Linked DNA regions of Homo sapiens: region 2 is linked to region 1. A link is a contact called in ENCODE Hi-C or POLR2A ChIA-PET data. All regions are on one chromosome and are shown on one strand. Each heading gives the region's core, a stretch centred on a gene start or an enhancer-like site at or near the end of the contact. The rest is flanking DNA. Distances are from core to core; before and after follow the strand shown. Region 1 overlaps ATP9A (ATPase phospholipid transporting 9A (putative)). Region 2 overlaps ATP9A (ATPase phospholipid transporting 9A (putative)).

The links. Hi-C counts contacts between places; a loop is a spot of excess contacts on that map. ChIA-PET counts read pairs that join two places held with the same protein, here RNA polymerase II (POLR2A). Pooled maps may share reads with other maps.
Region 2: a loop to region 1 is called in a map of endothelial cell of umbilical vein, with 4 times the contacts of the local background. The contact joins two enhancer-like sites. A Hi-C loop is called at or near these places in 4 of 168 maps with a recorded cell type or tissue (A673, Caco-2, PC-3 and 1 more) and 3 of 50 pooled maps. POLR2A ChIA-PET finds 5 or more read pairs at or near these places in 8 of 52 experiments (A549, Caco-2, OCI-LY7 and 5 more).

Annotation. Positions count from the first base shown.
Region 1 is chr20:51,657,549-51,663,878 of GRCh38, forward strand. All of the region lies in intron 13 of ATP9A (ATPase phospholipid transporting 9A (putative)), which reads right to left. Among named protein-coding and RNA genes, the nearest start is that of ATP9A, 110 kb to the right of the region's middle. Within about 2 kb of position 3,548, at least 8 of the 41 ENCODE cell types and tissues checked have a DNase peak (open chromatin) inside an H3K27ac peak, as active enhancers do; they include A673, PC-3 and endothelial cell of umbilical vein, where a contact is called at or near this core.
Region 2 is chr20:51,694,409-51,700,894 of GRCh38, forward strand. It overlaps ATP9A (ATPase phospholipid transporting 9A (putative)), which reads right to left. Exons shown (of 28, transcript NM_006045.3): 5 at 3,016-3,074; 6 at 1,685-1,736. Among named protein-coding and RNA genes, the nearest start is that of ATP9A, 71 kb to the right of the region's middle. RefSeq lists a silencer at 1,142-1,436 and an enhancer at 4,152-4,652. Within about 2 kb of position 1,328, at least 8 of the 41 ENCODE cell types and tissues checked have a DNase peak (open chromatin) inside an H3K27ac peak, as active enhancers do; they include A673, PC-3 and endothelial cell of umbilical vein, where a contact is called at or near this core.

The DNA.
Region 1 (6,330 bases), core at 2,298-4,797:
TTCAGCAGCATCCCTGTCCTCCAGCCACCAGATGCGCTGGACGCCAGCAGCACTCCCCTAGTTGTGACAAGATATGTCACCAAATGTCCAATAGAGGCCAAAATCACCCTCGGCTTAGAACCACTGTTTAAGCTCACAATCTTCTTGGTTTACAACAGAAGGCAACAACCTCATCTGGTACCGTATGCAAGTAACAACCATCAGCAACAAGCAATCCAGGGCAGTCCAGCAAGGCGTCAGGAACAGCCAGAGGAAACCTTGGCCGGATGGGACTCACTGCAAAACGGCACCTGGCTCCCCACTGAAGCTAGACTTTCGGGTGTAATGGTAACTGTGCTCAAGTTTTGCCTTGCAGGCTGACTTTAGACCCCAGCTCTTGCCTGAGAGGCAGCTCCATGGCATACAACTGGCCTTCTCCATCCCTTCCTTTCCAACTGGCAACACAGCTCAGCCCCTGAAAGGCCAGGAATGGGTTAAGTCTTGGAAAAATGGTTTTGAGCAACATGGTAAAAAGAGCACTGAAGGGTAACCAAAGCTAAGCCTTATTCTTGGATGGGTGGCAAGCAGCTAGGACACCTGCAGCAAGTGGTGTCTGTCCTCTGAGGCTGTTTCCTGTCAACGAGAGGAGTGGCCGGGCACGGTGGCTCACGCCTGTAATACCAGCACTTTGGGAGGCCAAGGCGGGTGGATCACTTGAGGTCAGGAGTTCAAGACCAGCCTGCCGAACATGGTAAAACCCTGTCTCTACAAAAATACAAAAATTAGCTGGGTGTGGTGGCACTGTAATCCCAGCTACTCGGGAGGCTGAGGCAGGAGAGGAGTGAACTAGAGGTGGTTTTCAATCCATGCTCCACACTGAGCCCCAGGAATCCTGAGAAACCCGCTCAGCACCACCAACTGCAGCAGGATGGGAGATGCAGCCTGCAGCTCCGTTCCTCTGTCACACATCGGGTGCCACCTATGCTTCCTTTTTTTTTTTTTTTTTTTTGAGACATGAGTCTCACTCTGTCACCCAGGCTGGAGTGCAGTGGCATGATCTCAGCTCACTGCAATCTCCGCCTCCTGGGTTCAAGTGATTCTCCTGCCTCAGCCTCCCGAGTAGCTGGCATTACAGGCGCCCGCCACCAAGCCCTGCTAATTCTTGTATTTTTAGTAGAGATGGGGTTTCACCATGTTGGCCAGGCTGGTCTCGAACTCCTGACCTCAAGCGATCCGCCTGCCTCGGCCTCCCAAAGTGCCGGGATTACAGGTGTGAGCCACCGTGCCCGACCCCCACCTAGGCTTCCTTTGAAGAAAGGGTTCTACTGCTTTAGAATATAATGAAAATTAAGACCACTGGCGGGGGGGGGGGGGGGAAGGCTCATTGTTGAACACAAGCCAAATGCCCTCGCATCTGATCAACACCTGCCTGCATCTCCAGCTGTCCCTCATGCCATCTTCCTCCCGTTCCCTCTGCTCCAGCCATGCTGGCCTTTCTGTTCTTTGGGCACTGCCAAGCTTCTTCCTGCCTGAGGGCCTCTGCACTTGCTGTGCCCTCTGCCTGGAACCCCATCCCCCAGCTCACTGCAGGGCTGGCTTGCTCAGTCTCATCATTCAGGCCTCAATTCAACTTTACCTCCTCAAAGAGGCTCTTCCTGGGCCCCCCAGTTCATGGCACTCCACTTGCCTTCCCGTTGCAAGTCACATTTTGGCAACACCCTGTGTGTTACTCTCTTCATTGTCTAAATTGGCCTATTTACCTGACGGTTCCCTCTCATTAGACCATAGAAACAGAAGGCTCACCTGAGTGAGTTACTCATCACTGTATTCCTAGTATCCAGGGCAGTGTCTGGTATGTAACAGATATTTGCTGAACAATTAAATTAATAACTTAATAGTCCCAAGGTGGTGGTAGGGAGTCCTCAATTGACATGCATTTTTTTTCATTTTCAAGAAGTAACAACTATGAAATCGACATCAGTTTCAGATTTTAAATCACAGATTTAGACAAGGGGTCACCTACAACAGTCTTACTGAATCCACAGCCAACTGAATTGTGGAGGCTAGAAATGTGTATGGAGTTACCAGATTCTACATTCTATTAAAAACATATTTATCCAACAGGAGAGAAGTGATCTGATCCTTTAAAATGAGTCGCACTTTACACCCATGACACCCGATTGCCCAAAATAGAGAACAGATGGGTTACAAGAAACAAGAAAATGACTTTCACTTAATTTTTTAATACTATTTTTAGTATTAGCATTAGACTCCTCAGGTAATTAGACAATTACTAAATTATTCTGGTCACTGCGGGGACACAGCGCTCTGCCTTCCTGCTCTGTTAACCTCTGGTGTCAGGAGCACACGAGTTTCACTTCCAGGCCAAAGGGCACTGCATGGTAACAATAATTAGAGTAATGAATCAGAACTCCGGTTTAAATGAATCATTATTTGCCGAGTGCTTTTAATTATAAAGAATTTAACTCTAAAATTATAAAGAAAAGATTTACAGAAAGGTTCTCTATTGGAGAGACTAAATCGAGAACCCTTTTTTTAAAAAATTCTATAATTTAGGTTCTAGCCACGAACACGTGTCTTCATTTCTGTCCGCATTCCTCAGCACCTGGACCAAATCGTTATTTAACATTAGGCGCAATAACAAGACCTTTGACAAAGTAATTACTGTGGTTGGCAAGTTTCAGTATCCACGGATTTAAATGAAAAGCTGTACTGAGGGCATCCTTCATGAACTTCTGGATTTTGTAAAGCAATCTGCTTTCATATCTACAAAAGTCAAATGCTTCCACTAATATTTCAAACATGGGATAACACAGAGCCATGGGATTTTGTATTCCAGGTGAAACAATTCCCAAGCAAGGCAAAAAGAGAACCACAGACGGTCAGATGTTGACAAAGGCCTCACTCAGGAGACCATCTGACAACGAATGAATTAGAAGACTACTATGATAGCCTGACCAACATCACAGGCCACAGGTTCAATGCCTCCACCCACATATCTTTCTCTCTTAAATTAATACTTTCCCACCTTTCCTACTAAAATGTTCCAGGAAGGAGAGGAAATACTCATTGGTGCTGAAACTGCTTCTTTTAATTGTTAAATAAAGTCTCATTTGCACACCAAATGGTCATGCGCATACATCCTTAAGGCACTGAAACTGACCAGGGGCTGTGTTTGGATGATGCCTGTCTTAGGCCTGGCCTTCAAACATCCTCACATTCCCCATATGGAAGAGTTTCACATTGTACAGTGTTTATCTCTAACCTCCTCCCCATAGGCCCTTTAACCTACACACATTTCTTCTTACTTAAAAAATACCAGGGGAAAACAAAAACAGATGTGGCATCCACAGAGGCAGGTTATGACTCTTTTTGCCCTGGGGAAAAACCACTGGTCCCCTTATGGAGGGAGGGAGGGCAGAACAGCTCCACACGAGGTCAGAAGTGACTTCAGAACCAAGCACAGGTCACTATTGGGAGAGGAATTAAGATCTCCAAATACAAAGGGCCCTGACTTGGGCCCCTGGGCGGGTGTCTCGAATCCTATAAAGCCCCTGAGTCATTTATAGCATCCCAGCCAATAAATGAGACACCAAGGCAGGGAAAATAGGCTTCCCTTTCCCATTAGTAATCCACAGCTAGGGCCATTTCCTGACAAGAACTCCAGCCTGTTATTACAGAAAAGATTAATACAAAAATTAAACGTTGAGTCACCAGGAATGCCAGTTTTCTTTCCAAATGCAGTTAAAACTTCACCACATATGGGCATTCATACTATTAATGGATATTAGGAATGGGTTGCAATTGACTGAAATACACTTTTTTTTTTTTTTGAGACAGGGTCTCACTCTGTTGCCCAGGCTGGAGTGAAGAGGCATGATCACAGCTCACTGCAGCCTCAACCTTCTGGGCTCAAGTAATCCTCCCACCTCAGCCTTCTGAATACCGGGACCACAGGCGTGCACCACCATGCCCAGCTTTTTTTTTTTTTTTTTTTTTTTGGTAGAGACAAGGTCTCCCTCTTATTGCCCAGGCTGTTTTCTAACTCCCAGGCTCAAGTCAACCTCCCGCCTCGGCCTCCCAAAGTGCTGGGATTATAGGTGTGAGCCACTGCACCCAGCCAGAAATACACTATTAAAGATAAAGAATTTCTGTTATGATAACCCTAACTAACCTGCCACATCAAAAAAGCTCAGAGCTGATGACTCACTCACCTCAAAGGGCCACCATCAAAGAGACAGGCTCAGAGCTACTACCTCCAAATGAATCAGCTGAGCCACAGGCTGATTAAGTGACTAAGTAAATCCAATGTTTACTGTTTTAGAGCAGACATCATCTGCAACACAAAGTCAATAAATTTAAATGTACCCATATATCATCATCATTCTCAACTTGGATGATTTTGACCCTCATTTGGTCATGTCTGGAGACATAATTGGTTGTCACAACTGTGAGGGGACAGGGGTACTATAGAAATCTGTAGCATGCTGCTTAACCTCCTACAAGGCACAGGACAGCCTCCCATGACAAAGAATAATCCAGCCCCAATAATGAGAAGCCTGACAGCCACTGAAACTATAAATCCAGGGCTTAGGACCAGGGTGAGTTAGCGCAACTGAACTGTGCTAGCACAAGGTTGGATCTTGCCTTCATTTAAAATTTCAATATACTGTTCTTCACGAATGTTTTGCGCTTGAGTTTTTAAAATATTGCACTGCGCCAGGTGTGGTGGCTCACGCCTGTAATCCCAGCACTTTGGGGGAAGACGAGTGGATCGCCTGAGGTCGGGAGCTCGAGACCAGCCTGGCCAACAGAGTGAAACCCAGTCTCTACTAAAGATACAAAAATTAGCTGGGCGTGGTGGCAGGTGCCTGTAATCCCAGCTACTCGGCAGGCTGAGGCAGGAGAATTGCTTGAACCTGGGAGGCAGAGGTTGCAGTGAGCTGAGATCACGCCACTGCACTCCAGCCTGGTTAACAGAGCAAGACTCTGTCTCAAAAAAAAAAAAAAAATTTTTTTTCACCAAAGTATGATTTGCTTTATTTATTTTTTTTTTGGCACCCGGTTAAATTTGCTATGTGAGTTCCTCACTTGTCTTACTCTAGTCTGGACTGTGTTATGAAACCATTAAAAACCTTGACATGAGTGAAAAGAAGGAAGTTAAATAGTGTTATTCTGGCAGTGGTTCTTAACCAGGAAGGCTTCTCAGAATAACCAATAAAGATTTTTTAAAATATACACGCCGGGCACAGTGGCTCACACCTGTAATCCCAGCACTTTGGGAGGCTGAGGCGGGCGGATCACCTGAGGTCAGGAGTTCGAGATCAGCCTGGCCAACATGGTGAAACCCCGTCTCTACTAAAAATACAAAAATTAGCTGGCATGGTGGCAGGCACCTGTAATCCCAGCTACTCAGGAAGCTGAGGCAGAAGAATCGCTTGAACCCACGAGGCAGAGGTTGCAGTGAGCCAAGATCACACCACTGCACTCCAGCCTGGGCAACAAGATCGAAAACTCCATCTCAAAAAAAAACATTTTTAAAATATACATACTTAAGATCCAGACCCAAAGAATGCCGTACAGCCCAGGCATATATTTATATTTATATTTTTAAAACTTTACAGGCAATTCTGGTGGTCAACTCTAGTTAAAAAAGAAAGGAATATGATGGGTTCTCATTGAAAAGAAAACAGAGACAGAGAGAAATAAAGAACGCATCTATCCAGACACACAAAGGCAGAGCATTTGGCGTTTTGTCCACCCAGGTGTTAATACTGGTTACTGCCGAATGATATGAATACAGGTGAATTCAATGTTTTGTCTTTGTGCTTGGCCGTATGATTTATTTTTTCTGCAAAAAAAACTTTCATAAATACCAGAAAGTTTTTTCAATGAGTAAAAAATGAAGTAGGCTCCATGTCCCAGAGAAAACCACACTGACAAAAAAAATTCTTCCTCAAGAGAATGTAAACTCGGTGGCTCACACCTGTAATCCCAGCACTTTGGGAGGCTGAGGCGGGCGGATCACGAGGTCAGGAGATCAAGACCATCCTGGCTAACATGGTGAAACCCCATCTCTACCAAAAATACAAAAAATTAGCTGGGCATGGTGGTAGGCGCCTGTAATCCCAGCTACTTGGGAGGCTGAGGCAAGAGAATGGCGTGAACCCGGGAGGTGGAGCTTGCAGTGAGCGGAGATCGCGCCACTGCACTCCAGCCTGGGAAACAGAGCGAGACTCCGTCTCAGAAAAAAAAAAAAAAAAACAAGAGAACATAAACTGAACTTTGTATCTGTTTTCTGTGGATGCAGAAAGTAAGAAGAACGCTCTC
Region 2 (6,486 bases), core at 78-2,577, 35 kb after region 1:
TGGGGAGATAGAACGGGGACGAGCACAGGTTGACCAGCATTCCGAGCCGTCTGGCCAGGCATCGCCAGCACCTTCTCAGGACCCAAACCACCTGAGTGCAGGTCCAGGCTCTGCCACGTAATAGCTTTGTGCCCTGAGAGTTGCCTATCCTCTCTGAGCCTCAGTTTCCTCGTGTGTAAAAGTGGAGATAGGAACAGCACTGACCCTGTAGAGATGTTGTGACAATTAAAGAGCTGATTCGTGCGCAGAGTTCAGAACAGGACTGATCGATCCAGGCAAGCACTAGGTCATTATGGGCTGGCACATTTCAGAGGTGTATCTTTCAGTCTGACATACAGATCCGTGCAAGTAGTCAGCTGTATACTCCATCAGATACAGAACATACCCCATTCACTGCCACTGCAGTTCAGTCTTTGAGAACTATTAATGTAGAACACTCATAATTTTGGTTTGTTTGTTTGTTTTTTCAAGAAAAAAAGAGCATGTCAGGGGCCCTACTCCATAATGCTCTGTTTTCACTAAATAGGACACAAGAACGAATTTAAAGACAAAGCTGCAGTTTTTCAAAGGCTGTTTTAATCTAGTGCCTTTTATCTCCTGTCCTGATTACATATTAGTATAAAATTTTACTTGTACTTTAATTCTATTCATAATGAAATACGTTGCAGCATCCTCAAAGGAATACGAATGTAAATTTTTCATGTATTCAAAAAACCTCCGATCATGCCAGATAAGGGAAAAACAGCCTTATTTCCTCAGAACAGCTTAAATAACAAAAATTAAAACTAAGGCCATTTTGGCCAGGCGTGGTGGCTCACACCTGTAATTCCAGCATTTTGGGAGGCCAATGGATCACTTGAGGTCAGGAGTTCGAGACCAGCCTGGCCAACACGGTGAAACCCCGTCTCTACTAAAAATACAAAAATTAGCCGGGCATGGTGGTGCACGGGAGGCTGAGGCAGGAGAATGGCTTGAACCCAGGAGGCAGAGGTTGAGGTAAGCCGAGATCGTACCACTACACTCCAGCCTGGGCGACAGAGCAAGACCCGGTCTCAAGGAAAAAAAAAAAAAAAAAACTAAGGCAATTTTAGTAGACTCATAGGGTGGGCAGGCAATGACAGCTGCCACCCTAGGGAACAACTGCAAGGAGTTAAGGGCCTTGTAGGAGACTTCAGAGATTCCCACCCCACAAACTCAGGCTACAATAAATAAATCAATAGGTGCTATAGGCAAGGTCCCCTGACTCATGAACAAAGGGCAGAAAAGACGCCCACCTCTCCCCAGTTTCTGTACTGCCCCCATCATGACACATCTGCTGGTATCAGCTTAGAAGAGAAAGGATTTCTGTTTACTTCTACATGGTAGAGACACTTCCTCGTCCCAACTCCTGAGGTTGAGCTTAACACAGCCGGGAGAGGAAATCCAAAGCCACTGTATGCGTGACTTTACCAGCTGTGAGTCAGCCGGTGTTCCACAAACTGTATTTTTTAATGATCACAATCTATTGACTTTTAAAACACCAACAACACTGTTTAAAAAGCACGGTCTATTTAAAAAGATGCTTTTGATTTGCCTCCATGGCTCCAAAATGATAATCTACTTTGTGACATTTTCAAATGATTATTTTGCCAAATTACCACTGAAAGGTTAATGGTTATTTTCCAAATTGATCTCAGATGTTTACCGTTTTTTTCTGATGTCCTCAGGAAGATCATGTCGGCAGGGACCCGCTGGTTCTGTGTTATGAAAAGAAAGACTGTTACTGTGAATGAATGACCGTGTGCTGTGCGGTGGGGAGGGGGGCTTCCGCCCCCACCCCCAACCCCTCGGTGGGTTGGGGCAGGGGGGACTGAAACTCACAGACTCTTTTACGTTTCTGCCTTTGTCAAAGACAGATTTGGGGATTTATTTTGTTTTGAATCTGAAAAATCTTGCACACTGCTGCTACTTTACTAATCCCCTATCAAAATCTTATCTTGGAAAGAGAGCTTCTAGTTTTCTGGCACATTCAACCATTACCTCCCAAAATCCCAAAAGCCTGCCTCCCCAGCTGGCTCTCTTCCAGGCTGTCTGCTGAGACTCAAGACAGACCCTCCTCTCTCGCTTTCTGCTTCTACCAACTTACCAGCTTGATGTTTGGCTTTTAGTGGATTTTAATAAGGAAGGAAAGTAGTAAGAAGCAACAAAAGCCATTCTAAAAAAAACTGGGGGGTGTGGGGAGCCAGTAGCCCCCATTTAATTATGAACAGAAAAGTATGTGATAACATAGATGGGGGTTGTGTGGTTCTTCTGAGCTGCCACCCAAAAGAGTTTCACTTTACCTTAAAGCAGCTTTGAGTTCTTGGATTTAATCCCTTTAAAAGAGCATAGCTCAATTTCTACAGAAACAAGTTAAGACACAACCCTTTTCTAATCAAATATTATTCCAAGCCTCTCCAGAGCCACCCCTCAAAATCCAATACCTTCCAAATATACACACTAGAAAAAGACATGAGTGTTTGCTAAAGTAGCAAACATACTGACACGGCTATTTTTTAAAATGTATTTTTGGTCTTTTTACTGTTCTCAGGTTACACTTAACCCCTGCTCCCCATAAAATAATAGACAAGCACAATGGTTAGGTCAGGAAATGCAAGCTAAAATGGCTCAAAGGGTAAATTAGATAAATATTTTAAGTGTCTATGTAGTAAGCAGACTTCTAGGAAAAACTTTATGATATTTTTTATCCCAAAATAATAAGCACATCGAACAGGAAATCAAAACTTGTACTTGTGTTTGTAAGCAGGATTTCTGGCTAACCAACGCATATAAACCTTGAAAAAATATTTGTGTGTGTGTGTGTCTGTGTGTGTGTGTGTCTGTCTGTCTGTCTCACAGGAAAGAGATTTTTCTCCCCAGGCAAAGTTTTTGGATAGAATCCCAAAATTCAACATTCACTTCGTCTACCAGATACACAAATGACACATTAGGACCCATGAAGTGGTATCCACACACAAGCTTCCAGATTCTGCTCACCTTTTCAACGATGATAAGGTCTCCAACTTGGATGTTAGAACTCTTCACCTTCACTGTGCCTGCAAAGCAGCAGGTTCAAGATACATCACCATCTTAATTCATTTCAATTCAACACGTCTTTACAGAGTGCCCAGCCTGCAAACACACAATACACCCAGAAGTACACGCTCCCACACACAGCTGCCAGTGACTCCAGCACCATTATTTCCTGCCTCTCCAGGAAAGGGTTCAACCGCTACAGAGGCCGTTGCAGAAATAAATGCCCACTTCACAGGGCACTGGAATAACTTCAGCCCTTCATGAAAGATCATTTATTTGCCTTCAGAGTGACTTAGATGGAAAGTAGTGGGGGGAAAAAAGTCTTAATTTTCAACACCACTTAACAGTGACTTAGATGCAAAGTACCGGGGGAAAAAAGTCTTAATTTTCAACACCACCAAAAAGAAAGAAGCTAACTAATTCCAAATGACTGATTTACTTTTTAATTTATAATTGCTACATGCTTTGATTTATAGGATTATGATCAGACTATATAATTTTTGCTGGATGTTTAGATAAACAGTAAAAGCTAACATTAAATGCTAATTCTGTGCTCAGCACTGTACAGATTTTGAAGGTTTCATTTAATCTTCACAATAGCCCTCAGAAGAAGGTAGTTCCATCTCCAGCTTTCAGACGAGGAAAGGAGACTCAGGATGTCCCACCTTCCCCCAAAGTCTCAGAGTTAGAACAGGTCAGTGCTGGGATTCACACCTGCATCTGACTCCACAGTACAGAATAAAAGCAGTGAGTTCCATTCAACCCAAAAAACATGACTGGGCCAGGCACAGTGGCTCACATCTGTAGTCCCAGGACTTTGGAAGGCCGAAGCAGGCAGATGGCTTGAGCCCAGGAGTTCCAAACCAGCCTGGCCACATGTCAAAACCCTGTCTCTACCAAAAACATAAAAATTAGCTGGATGTGGTGGCACATGCCTATAGTCCCGGCTATTCGAGAGGCTGAGGTGTGGGAGGATCGCTTGTGCCCAGGAGATAGAGGCTGCAGTGAGCCGTGATCATGTCACTCCGGCCTGGGCAACAGTGAGACCCTGTCTCAACAGCCAGACAGCATTTACTGAACGCCTGCTGTATGCCAGGCGTTCTAAGGGCTGGGGATACGTGAAACTCAATTCCAGTGGAGGGGAGGAGGCAATAAACAAATAATGGATGAAAGGGGTTGGAGAATCAGAGGGGTGGCTGTCAACAAACTCTGTGGGAGAGTTGAGGCCAGAATTAGACAGACGAAGGACACTGTGTTTACCAATAACAGACGAAAGGCACCCTGAGATGTGAGAAAGTGGGACAGGTGAATAGCTAACAGCATGCACACGGCCAAAGGCTAGAACTCCTTCAGCAAGACGTAAAGCATCAGGAAAGCAGGGAACAGCGAGAGATGAAAGTGGAAGGGGCCAGTTGGGGCCAGGTGGCCCCACACCCTGTGAGGGAGCCCAGAGAGGAAGAGAGAATTTATTCTGGTGATAGGTGAAATTCACATACAGGAGCAACACCACAAAATCTTTATGATGCTGCTATCTTGTAACAAGCCCATGTAACTTACAAATGTTCAGCTAAGAGAGAGATAAAAAGTAATTATAGGCCGGGCACCACAGTGGCTCACGTCTGTAATCCCAGTACTTTGGGAGGCCGAGGCAGGTAGATCACCTGAGGTCAGGAGTTCAAGACCAGCCTGGCAAACATGGTGAAATCCTGTCTCTACTAAAAATACAAAAATTAGCAAGGCATAGTGGCAGGCACGTGTAATCTCAGCTACTGAGGCAGGAGAATCGCTTGAACCCGGGAGGTGGAGGTTGCAGTGAGCCAAGATCTCACCCTTGCACTCCAGCCTGGGCGACACAAGCAAAACTCAATCTCAAAAAAAAAAAAAAAAAAAAAGAACTTAAAGACTTAAAGACACGAAATAATATAAGTGCACAACTCTAGACTTTTAGTGTCTCACATATTTTACATTTTAACATAATTTAATATCATTTATTTTTTAAGTATTTCACTACCATTGAGATTTTTCAGAGCATTCCAATGTTTTCCTATTGAAACAACTCTCTTTAATCGGTTCCATAAGATTTGTTTTTAACTAATTTTTGTGTGTCGTTAAATCTTGTCATTAAACAATAAGTAGAACTGGCATCAAAAGGTCTGATATAAACACTACTGACTTCTGACTTCTTTTTTTTTCTTTTTTAGACGGAGTCTCGCTCTGTCACCCAGGCTGGAGTGCAGTGGCATGATCTCGGCTCACTGCAACCTCCACCTCCTGGATTCAAGCGATTCTTCTGCCTCAGCCTCCCGAGTAGCTGGGACTACAGGCACCCACCACCAAGACTGGCTAATTTTTGTAGTTTTAGTAGAGACGGGGTTTCACCATATTGGCCAGGCTTTTCTCGAACTCCTGACCTCGTGATCCACCCGCCTCGGCCTCCCAAAGTGCTGGGATTACAGGCATGAGCCACTGCGCCCGGCCAACACTACTGACTTCTAGAAAGCACTCAACTAACAATGGCGAGCTGAACTAACCCTCGATCGCTGGTAAGACTTCTGGACTCTCCTAGTGTGAGTATTTCACCCTACTAAGTGAGCATCTAGCATCTAATGGCACCTCATTTTCATAAAATGTGATGCTAAACTCAATTCAGTGACCGGAGCCCTGGCCTGCTAGAGAGAGATCCACTGGCCTCCTTTCATTATGTCTTGGGCTTTGGTCAATACATTTACAGAGAGACTGGAGAACATCCAATTAGATGATTAGAAATGGGTAAAGAGGCCGGACACAGTGACCCAAACCTGTAATCTCAGCACTTTGGGAGGCTGAGACAGGTGGACCACTTGAGCCTATTAGTTCAAGACCAGCCTAGGCAACATAGCAAGACCCTGTCTCTACAACAAACACAAAAAATCAGCCAGGTGTGGTGATGTGCACCTACAGTCCCAGCTACTCCGGAGACTGAGGTGGGAGGAATGCTTGAGCCCAGGCGACCAAGGCTGCTGTGAGCTGAGATTGTGCCACTGCACGGCAGCCTGGGCAAAAGAACAAGACCCTGCCTCAAAAAAGAGAGACAGAGAAAGAGAGAGCGCCGGGCATGGTGGCTCACACCTGCAATCCCAACACTTTGGGAGGCCGAGGCGGGCGGATCACCTGAGGTCAGGAGTTTGAGACCAGCCTGACCAACATGGAGAAACTCCATCTCTACTAAAAATACCAAATTAGCCAGATGTGGTGGCACACGCCTGTAATCCCAGCTACTCGGGAGGCTGAAGCAGGAGAATCGCTTGAACCCGGGAGGCGGAGGTTGCAGTGAGCCCAGTTCGCACCACTGCACTCCAACCTGGGCAACAAGAGCGAAACTCCGTCTCAAAAAATAGAAAACAGAGAGGGAGCGAAAGAAAGAGAGAAATGGGTAAAGAGACGGTCTAATTG